2 separate regions of the Mus musculus genome follow, and region 2 is linked to region 1. A link is a contact called in ENCODE Hi-C or POLR2A ChIA-PET data. All regions are on one chromosome and are shown on one strand. The core of a region is the stretch at or near the end of the contact, and the rest is flanking DNA. Distances in the headings are between cores, read along the strand shown. Region 1 holds the start of Pola1 (polymerase (DNA directed), alpha 1). Region 2 holds the start of Pcyt1b (phosphate cytidylyltransferase 1, choline, beta isoform).

Region 1 (4,919 bases), core at 369-2,868:
GGAGCCATCTCACTGGTCCAAATGACGTTATCTTTTTTTTTTTTTTTCCAAGACAGGGTTTCTCTGTGTCCTGTGTCCTGGCTGTCCTGAAACTCACTCTATAGACCAGGCTGGCCTCGAACTCAGAAATCTGCCTGCCTCCAAATGATGATATCTTAATGGAATTGTACAGATATTATTTCAACTAAATTTCACAATAATTCCTTAGATAAGTAGAAGCAACTTATAAAAGAAGAAACTCAGGTCTCTGAAAGTAGTCCAAAGTTATATAAAAGTTATATAATTCAAATCCCAAGCCTGACTCCACCTGAACTTTAAATCCTCCCAATATTAAAAAGAGCATTATAAACAGAAAACATTTATAAGTCAATCATCTTTGCAAAAGACACATTTTGGGAATGGGTTTTATAGGCCTAAATATTTGATATATTTTTTGCAATTAGGTATGTACACATGTGTGACGGTTTGTATCTGCTTAGCCTAGGGAGGTGTGGCCTTGTTGGAGTAGGTGTGTCACTGTGAGGCTTTAAGACCCTACTCCTAGCTGTTTGGAACTTAGTATTCTGTTAACAACATTCAGATGAAGATGTAGAACTCTTAGCTCCTCTTGTACTGTGCCTGCCTGTATGCTGCCATGCTCCTGTCTTGATGATAATGGACTGAACCTCTGAACCTGCAAGGCAGCCCCAATTAAATATTGTCCTTTGTAAGACTTGCCTTGGTCATGGTGTCTGTTCACAGCAGTAAAAGCCTAAGACAACATTCATTTACCATTTCCTTTTGATGTTTGTTCATTAAACTTTCCCTCTTTTTTTTTTCTTTGCTTCTCTTTCTGTCTATCCAACTCTCATTCTTTTTGAGGCATGAACTTCTTTGGCTTCAAACTTAGAAGTTCATTTTGGGCTCAAAGTTACCACCCTCTTGTCTCAGCCTCCCAAGAGTAAAGTTTACTGATTAACCTCCCTCACCCGCTTTGAGGTGAGTGTTATTTTTTGTCAACAACTGTCTTAAAAGAACTAAGCAAATAAAACAAATCCAAAACACACAAGTTATTTTGTTACTTTTTCAATTGTATCACATCAGGAGTGAGTCATGAAGTAAGATTGTTACATTTGGAGGCTGTCACTTCAGCTATGTGCTTGAGGGAAATACGTTTTGGTGGATAACACTCAGAGAGACAAGGTACAGGGCAAGAATCAGATTGTATTTGTCGAAGAAGTCACTCTTTTGGGGCCGGGGGCAGAGATGGAGGGCAGCAATTGAGAGACAATTTATACCCGCCCGCACTTCTTTTCCCAGAAAATATCTCTCGTGACCAGAGAACCCCTTTTCCCATGCGTCCTACGGATTGTTAAAATAGCGTGCATGCGCTTGCGCAGTGCCTTTAGGAGGTTTCTTTTCAGCTCCCGACCGCCTCCTTCTCCAGGTCTCCCCGGTCCTCGCCGAGGTTCCCGCTTTTCGCTCAGGGGTCATCACAGGGCGCCAAATGCACTCCCGCGGGAAGGCCGGGGGCGGGGCGCGGCTCAGCGCCGCACGTCAGTGGCCTTCCGGGCGGAAGTCCGCAGTCTTCCAGGCCGCTGATTGGCTTTCGTACTGGCGCCTATCTTGGCCTCCGCGCCAGTTTCAGGCTGGTTGGCGCGGAATAGAGAGACTATCGGACCATGGCGCCCATGCACGAAGAGGACTGTAAACTGGAGGCAAGCGGTGAGGGAGGATCCCATGCTTAGGGCACGTGGTTGGGAATGTGGGGGTCGCGGTATGATCGAGGGGGAGCGGAAGGTCTCTGCTTTTTATCCTTAAGAAGGTGGCGCGCTCCTAGACCGCCCCTTAGGTCTGTTTGACCGCCAACCTTAATCATTCTGGGCGGAGACCCTAGGGGTGTGGGACGGGGCTTCCTGATGGGGTCACTTGCTGAAGGTATTTTGGCTTGAGCGGTTTCTTTCTCTTATGACAGGCTTCACAGTCGTTGGCTCTTTTCATTTTCTTTGATGAGTCGCAAGCACGTGTGGGTTACAACTTCCATGGCAACCTGCCTCGGCAGGGATTGCTCTCTCCTGCCTGAAACTGTTTCTATGCTCCCTTGGCAGGTCTCGGTTTGAGGGTTTGGAGCATGCCTGTGCCTCCGTTTCTAGGAAGTCCCAGGAAAATTGTTAGCATTGTCATTGAAGTGAGAGATGGAAGTGCTGTCACCAGATATAGATGCATTTCGTTAAGATTTTTTTAGGTTCTACGGGAAGTTCTTCAAGTGCTACATAGAAATACTGTTCAGGTCTAGTCATTTTGGGTGAGGTTTGAAAAAAAGTATCAGTTGAGTAGCATTTCGGATGCCCTATATATCAGGCATTTTGTGAGTAGTAATTTTTTATTTCCAGAAGTAGAGTTCAAAAATGCAGATGGCCTTGTCTGATTCTGATTTTAAACGGTGTTCAGCTAAAGTATGACTTAACTTCAGTTCTAACTTAAAATCAGATACTTTCTTAACCAAGTGTCACATGTCCTGCCATTCACTGTGCATTGCCATTAATGAGATCTTGCTTCGTAATCAGTTTCTTTTGCATTCAGCTAGTTTTAAAATCACAGGTTTCTCTCTCTCTCTCTCTCTCTCTCTCTCTCTCTCCTCTCTCAGACAAATTATTTTGGAGAGTTGACTAGCTTGGATTACAAATGGGCTGTGGGATGTAAGTACATGAACAGTCTGCAGCCTCTATCAGTCATTTGCTTCTAAGTCCTTTTTTCACCCTAAAAAACTGTACGCCATCTGTGCACATCAAGAAATCACTCTTTGGAGGATACTGTGCAATCTTGAGACCCCTCTTAAGTCACAGTGTTGATTAAGTATTTTCTGGGGACTTGTGACTGGAATTTTTCTTTAAAGCATGCCAAAAGATTGTTATGTGGAAGACCGCTTCAGGTTACTGTCCCTGCCTGCTTTGGGGGAGGGTAGAAGTACTCCCAAGTGGTGATTTGAAAACATTATTTCAATCTTTGTGTTTTCCCCCATTGTCTTGTGTCTGTGTGTGTGTGGTGTTTTTTTTTTTGTTGTTGTTTGTTTTTGTTTGTTTTTTTTGTTTTGTTTTGTTTTTTTTTTTTTTTTTTTGCTAATTCACACAGCGTTAAAGACATTGCTTTAAAAAAAAATTCCAGGCTTTTTATGTTGGAAGGTGGGACACCTGGACAGTGTCAGCAAAATGTAGCAAGGCGTGTAATTAGCTGCCATTGTGTATAGAAAGTCATTGGAGGCTTTAATGATAAAAAAATCTGGTATATTGGTTTGTTCAGCAAACATTTATTATGCAAGTACAAGGCATAGGCATTCTGCCAGGCTCTGGCATTAGCATGCTGGGTAGAATGGTGTGGCTTCTGTCTTCATGAGTGGAGAAAGTAAACAGTCATATATAGTACCACATGGAATCTTCCCTGAGGAAATTGCTTTAGTTTTGCTTTCTGAAGCTAGACCAAAGTGTTGACTAGGTGCCATGTGTGGAATGTATGCATGTGCATATGTTTGATTATCCTACAACCTTACACAACTCACACATGTGTGTGCACACACACGTGCACATGCATGCACATGCATTTCCCATACAGTTGTAGTCACACATGCACACCCAATTTCTCTTGTATTGCTAAGTACATAATAAGATAGCCATTCTTATTTAATTCTTAATGGGGAAGATGTATTTTCTCCTTTTCATGAGTGTAAAAGGGTCTTAAAAGGTCTATAAGTAGCTCTTACAAGTAGTGTATGAAAAGAGATTGGGAATTTAATGACCAAAAAAAGGCATTCAGAGGCTCAGTCAGGAACCACTACAACTACTGGAACCAACTCTAGTTGCTTTAAACAAAAGAAATTGATTAGGGTACTATGCAGTTTGCAGAGATCCTGTAGGACTGGGAAGCCACTCTGGGGGCTGCTTAGCCAGAAATGGTGATTTCTGCTGTGCCAGAGAACTGAGCCAGAGAGGTCATTGTCACCTATGGCAAAATATTCAGATGTTACAGCTTATACCTTAAGATATATTTATTGGACTCAGCCGGGCATGGTGGCGCATGCCTTTAATCCCAGCACTCGGGAGGCAGAGGCAGGTGGATTTCTGAGTTCAAGGCCAGCCTGGTCTACAAAGTGAGTTCCAGGACAGCCATGGCTATGCAGAGAAACCCTGTCTCAACCCCCTCCCCCCCCAAAAAAAAGTTCTGTAACAGTTGCCTTTTTTTTTTTTTTTTAAACACAAACTTTCTTAGTACTGGTCTGGTCTACTCCCTTGGAACATTAGTCTCCAATTTAAAATCTGAGCCCCTGTTTGTCATTGGTAGAGACTATTTTGCATGCTCATAGCCTAGCTACAAAGTATCTGTGAAGAAAGACTCAGTTGCAGAAACACCCACTGTAGCAGGTCAAATGGGCTCTGAAAGAATTTCTGTTTCAAATACTGGGCAACTTAACAAGGTGAACCTGTCATTGAGGCACATACCTACAGTCCTACCATGTTGAAGGCTGGGGTTGGACGATTATAATTTAATGATAGCCTAGTTACCTGTCTCAGAAAAAAAATTAAAATAAAACAAGGTAGCTGACTGGTAGTCTCATGTCACCCACTAAAAATGGCCAAATTGGGCATCTGTTCCATAATGTCTAGAATCTAGACTTTAGATTGTCCTACTTGCTGTGTATTCTTACAAGGAAATGAGCTTCCACACTGGCTTTGTCTAAGTTTCCGGATAGATTTTGCATTTTTATTTCTTTGTAATGTGGCTTAGGTCTCTTCCTTGGTTTCTGCAACTTTTTATCCTGTTTTGTGATGTTGAGATTCTCCATTTTCTAGGCTTGTTTGGAGACATCTCCTGTGAAACCCTTTTCAGTTTCCTGGACAAAATAATGGTTTTCTCCATTTGCACTGCATTTTTACTTCTTATATGGA
Region 2 (5,027 bases), core at 1,764-4,263, 43 kb before region 1:
ATTATCAATTTGCACCTAAAATATGGATTGCTATAAAGCCTTGTTTATTCATAGGAAAAATATGGATTGCTATAAAGCCTTGTTTATTCATAGGAAAAATATGGATTGCTATAAAGCCTTGTTTATTCAAAGGAAATCCCAGTCTCCCTTTCAATGACTGGGAGAAAAGATCTGACATCAGAGGTGGATTCTGAGTATCGTATTGAAGTTTCATTCCGAAACTGACTTCTCTCAAATCTTTCACAAACAAAACAAAACAAAAAACAAAGTTACTTATGCAACTTAATATTCATACCCTGTTGCCTGTGGATGGCTGTTACATGAGTGGCCCACATATGACTAGCTTGGGTGAATAGGGAAACACAGACTTTATAACATTTGAATGATGGAATTCTTAGGAATGCTTCATGATCAACAGAAAAAAGAAACCAAAAACAAAACAAAACAAAACAAAAACAAACCAGAAAATGGTAAGTTCCCATTTTCCTGTCCCACTCCCTCTCTTCATCAAAAAACATCATTAAGTAATTACTGTGTGCCTTAGTTACTGAAGCAAAACCCCAGGCAAAGACCAGTTAGCTATGAGAAATCAATCAAAATGTAGGGCATAACCAACTCCATAGTGAAAGTTTGCTCCTAACAAAAAAGATGCTTCACAAAATCTAGTTTAAGCAGGTACTTAAATAGCCAATTTCAGCAGCCCACAGAAACCTTTTATCAAAGTATATCAAAGCAATTATTTCAACAATTCCATTTTGGAACACACCTCTCTTACCTCTGTGGTGCTTGTGTAGCCCCAGCCCCGCAAAAAGATAGGAAGAGACTGCATCTCACTTGAAGAACAAATTCTACAGGCACGAGATCATACTTTTCAGGTATACCCCTCTGAGTTTAGTGCCTACCTGTGGCCCTTCAAAGCGATCTTTAGGGAGTTAGTTTCTCTGAAGGAATTCTGTCAATCCCTTATTTCTGCACATGTGTGGAAGGAGAAGGTGAGGCACTGCTGGGTTTGGCTCTGGTCAGTTACTACCTGAGAGAAGCTCAAAGCAAAAGAATGAACTGAACTTAGTCCCTTCCGGGATTACCTGTGCACACCCCTCTCAGGCCAACTAGGCAAGGAGTGGAACAGCTAAATGGTGAGAGGGAAAGAAAATATATTAAACTGGGGCTGGATACTGCCTTTCTCTCTGCTGCCTAAACTCTTTATCCAAAGGGGTATGTTTTCAAGTTTGTATATTGCACTTATTTAAAATGTATATTCTGGGAGATTTTGTGATTCACTTTTAGCGGTCAGTTTTTTCCACTATTAAACCATGAGTTGTTTAGTGGCCCAGAGGAATTTTTAAATAACCAACTTATCAGAAAAATTTATATGACAGAAGTGCACAGAGGCCACATGACTTATGTCACACAGTCACTGGCTAATGGGCTAAGAAGTAGTTAATATTGAAATACCCTAAAAACATGCCTCAAAACATAGAAACTGCTCTAATATAACTCCCCGCTGGTTATCTGATTTCAGAAAGTTGATCCAAGCCTGCCTTCAAACCCTTATTAAGAAATAACAGTTCAATAGTGGATTAGCATTGAAATCTGTAAGTCCAGATTATGTGGGGGCTCATATAAAATTCTACACCAAAAAAAACCCCAAAACAAAAACAACAACAAACCTCTTTAAAAAAAAAAAAAGTCTCCCTACTGTCAAACTGCACAGCCAATCAAAACACTTTACGTTTTAACTTGGAAGAAATCCTTGAAGAAAGGATAACTCTAGTCTGTGTCTTGGATTTGGGGGTTCAAAGAGCAGTATCCCCAGGTTGTATAGGATTTCAAGCTTCAAGAAACCTACAATTTATTTGACTTTTTTATTTTTTTTTTAATTCCTTGAGGCCAGGTTTGCTGAAGTGGTTGAGAAGAAACTTCCCCATTTACCTAAAGAATAGAACAAGTGTGAAAGAAGCTGCTCAATAGAGACACAGTTACTGAGAGAGAAGAAAGCTCTAGCCCTGTTTCTGTACTTTCATTCTTAAAGGCATGCATCCCCATTCTAAATAAACGTAGCATCTCCAGGTTGCCATTGCCTGACTAGAAATCTTCAGTATCGTCCTAAAAAGGTTCACGCTTCCTTTTCAACGCACGTTCTTTCTACATGCAACCTCAAGGTATATATCAGAGGAATGAGGGTGTTTTGTTTTCATATAGTTTTCGTTTGCCATTAGGTATGAAAGAAAGAGAGAGAAAGAAAGAACGAAAGAAAGAAAGAAATCGTTCCTGAGCTAGAATTTAGAACTTCACCGGGGAAGCAGTCCAAGGTTTGTGAAGAAGAAAACCATTTTAAAACTGTGACAATGCACCTAAAAGGGAGGGGGGGGGGAGGTCATTCTTTCTTCTCCCAAAGCACAAAAAAGCACAACATATCCCCAGCAGCCCGTTTCCTACCCAGCCAATACAATAATGCTTTGTAAGCTGAGAACAGTGTCCGGTATAGGAGCTAAGTATAAACAGCTGAGAAGGATTAGGCTGCAGCTCCATTCTCATTTACATGAAAATCCTGTAAGCATTTTTTTTTTCCTCGCTGGCTGCGGGCACAGAAGGAACTCTTTTGTGCCATAGCCACGCATACATTTCCATCCTTTGTCTTTACTTACCAGTCGAGGCTGTGGGCATGTGTGCTCTATTTCCTCCATGGTTTCTGAGGGAGGCTCATTGGAAAGGGATTTTGGGATACCTGTTTCTGACTCAGCATCAGTGGTAAGTACTGGCATGGCCAGTGAATGCTCCCTCCAGCTCTACACCCTCTGGGAGTCTCCTCCCAGGCAAAGAATGTTTTCTTTGTCACGTATTTTTCTCTTCCCTACCCATCCCCCTTCTTCTTCCCTTCTTTTTTGTCTTCCCTGGGGGGAAGTAAAGAGGTTACCCCCACCCCCACCCCCAACGCACACACCACCCTTTTCTTTCTCGGAGAAGCCCAGAGGCAGGGCCTCAGTTTATCACTATAACAACCAGACAGCACGGGAGCGTCTGGTGCGGATACAGTATCCTCATTTGCATGGAGCACGCTGGTTGGTTACTGTCATCATAGTACCACTCCACCTGGGAGCGGCCGGGGCCCATTGGCTGGCCTGCCTTACCCACCGGGCCTGAACTTGCTGCTTTTGTTTTTTGCATTTAATTCACTTGTGAAGGTCTCTGTCAGTGCCTGGTAAGGACTCCCTGCACTTCTTAGATAAGATAAAGCTGTTTCCTGAGGTGCCCCAGACGCGTCGCAAAAGAGCATAAAGGACCATTCCCTGGCATGAGCATTTAATGCAGTTGTAGTCAGAACATTTGCTAAATAGGAATCGTTCTGAAGGCAGAGCCACTTTAAAGCCCCAAACCACTAGGTCAATTGCCCACTGGCTTCTGAGGGCTTGTCCGGCAACTCACTGTGGGCATCCGAGTGTTCATCTTCTGGACTGCATAAGACAGGAACACTGACAGATGCCTAAGGCCTGTTGTAACTCTGTCTATCCCTGGGGCTGCTCCAGGAGGAAGTTTAAAGGAGGTAGGTTGTCTTTGACAGCCTGCCTCCCAGGTCTAACTGCCCTCTCTTCCTCAGCCAGCCTTTCCCCATTAGTCTTACTGTCATCTGTTCCACAGTACACTTATCTAACATCCCTATATCCTATAGTATAGGGCCTAGACTCCTATCCAAGTGCTCATGGAAATCTGAGGGAAAAAAAACCACAGTGATGTGCCTTAGTGTTTACATTATCCTAAAACATCAGTGTAAGAGGAGTCTGAAGACACACATTCCAAGGAAAGAACTTGCAAAAGTGTTTGTTCTAGTGAAATGCCATGTCTAATATTAGTAAGAAATAAAATCACTAGTATTTGTTAAGCACAGGTGCAGTGCCAAGTACTTTACTTAGATCTTCCTTAATCTTCATAAGAACCCAAAGCAGATCCTATTATTATCCCCACGTTCTAAGTAAGGAAATTGCAACTTAGAGTAATTGCGTAGGGTCTCAAAGTTCATAAGCAATGGAGCTGGCATTTGAAGAAGAGGGAGGAGGAGCAGGGAGGGATACAGCAAGTGTAGCACAAAAGGAACTAAGGAAGAATCCATTCAAGCCGAATAAATCCTTATGCTTCCAAAGCTTTCATTTTGTGTTTCTAACTACGGTTTCTATCCAAGTGTGGCCACAGACCAGCAGTGGACAACAACAGAATCACCAGCCAGCAATGTCTTAGGAGTGAAAACTATAGGTCCCATGACAGATCCAAAAATCAAATTTTGCAGGTTTGAGGTGGGGCTTGCATTTGCATTTTTAGTGAGCTTCTTGGTAATTCTAATGCTGCAGGTATGGGGACCATAACTTGAGAAACAGTGGTTCACAGGATGGAATAAAAATACCAGTCTTAGCCGGGCGTGGTGGCACACGCCTTTGATCCCAGCACTCGGGAGGCAGAGGCAGGCGGATTTCTGAGTTCAAGGCCAGCCTGGTCTACAGAGTGAGTTCCAGGACAGCCAGGGCTACACAGAGAAACCCTGTCTTGAAAAAACAACAAACAAACAAACAACAACAAACACTAAAACAAACAGACAAACAAAACCCCACCAAAGTTGTCGATTTAAGTCAGGATGACGTAGCTCACTTGACACTATCACCTATGCTTAAGAGAACTCTAGGGACTAGAGAAATGGCTCAGTGGTTAAGAGCACACACCGCTCATGTTAGATACCTCACAACCACCTATAAGTGCAGCTCCAGGGAGCTCCAAAGTCTCTGGCCTCCAAAAGCACCTATAATCACACACATATACCTACACACACCCACCCCCACGGACACATGAATATACACATAATTAAAAAGCTCTTTGAATAAAAAAGAACTCCAGTGATGCAAATCTCCCAGCTACTACCCTGTCATCTTGAGAAGGGTCCTCTCCTTCCTATTCTGCCTGCCCTTCTAGAAACACAAAACACTCAGGCCACAGGTTTTGCTCTACTGAGATGATCAGCATGGAAGAAACAAGCCCTGCAC

The links. Hi-C counts contacts between places; a loop is a spot of excess contacts on that map. ChIA-PET counts read pairs that join two places held with the same protein, here RNA polymerase II (POLR2A).
Region 2: a loop to region 1 is called in a map of left cerebral cortex, with 2.4 times the contacts of the local background. The contact joins the promoter of Pcyt1b here to the promoter of Pola1 in region 1. A Hi-C loop is called at or near these places in 2 of 37 maps with a recorded cell type or tissue (both left cerebral cortex). POLR2A ChIA-PET finds 5 or more read pairs at or near these places in 2 of 5 experiments (both embryonic stem cell).

Annotation. Positions count from the first base shown.
Region 1 is chrX:93,628,854-93,633,772 of GRCm38, reverse strand. Pola1 (polymerase (DNA directed), alpha 1) reads left to right here and starts at 1,618. Exons shown (of 37, transcript NM_008892.2): 1 at 1,618-1,704. The coding sequence starts at 1,662.
Region 2 is chrX:93,673,098-93,678,124 of GRCm38, reverse strand. It overlaps Pcyt1b (phosphate cytidylyltransferase 1, choline, beta isoform), which reads right to left and starts at 3,013. Exons shown (of 8, transcript NM_211138.1): 1 at 2,649-3,013. The coding sequence starts at 2,765.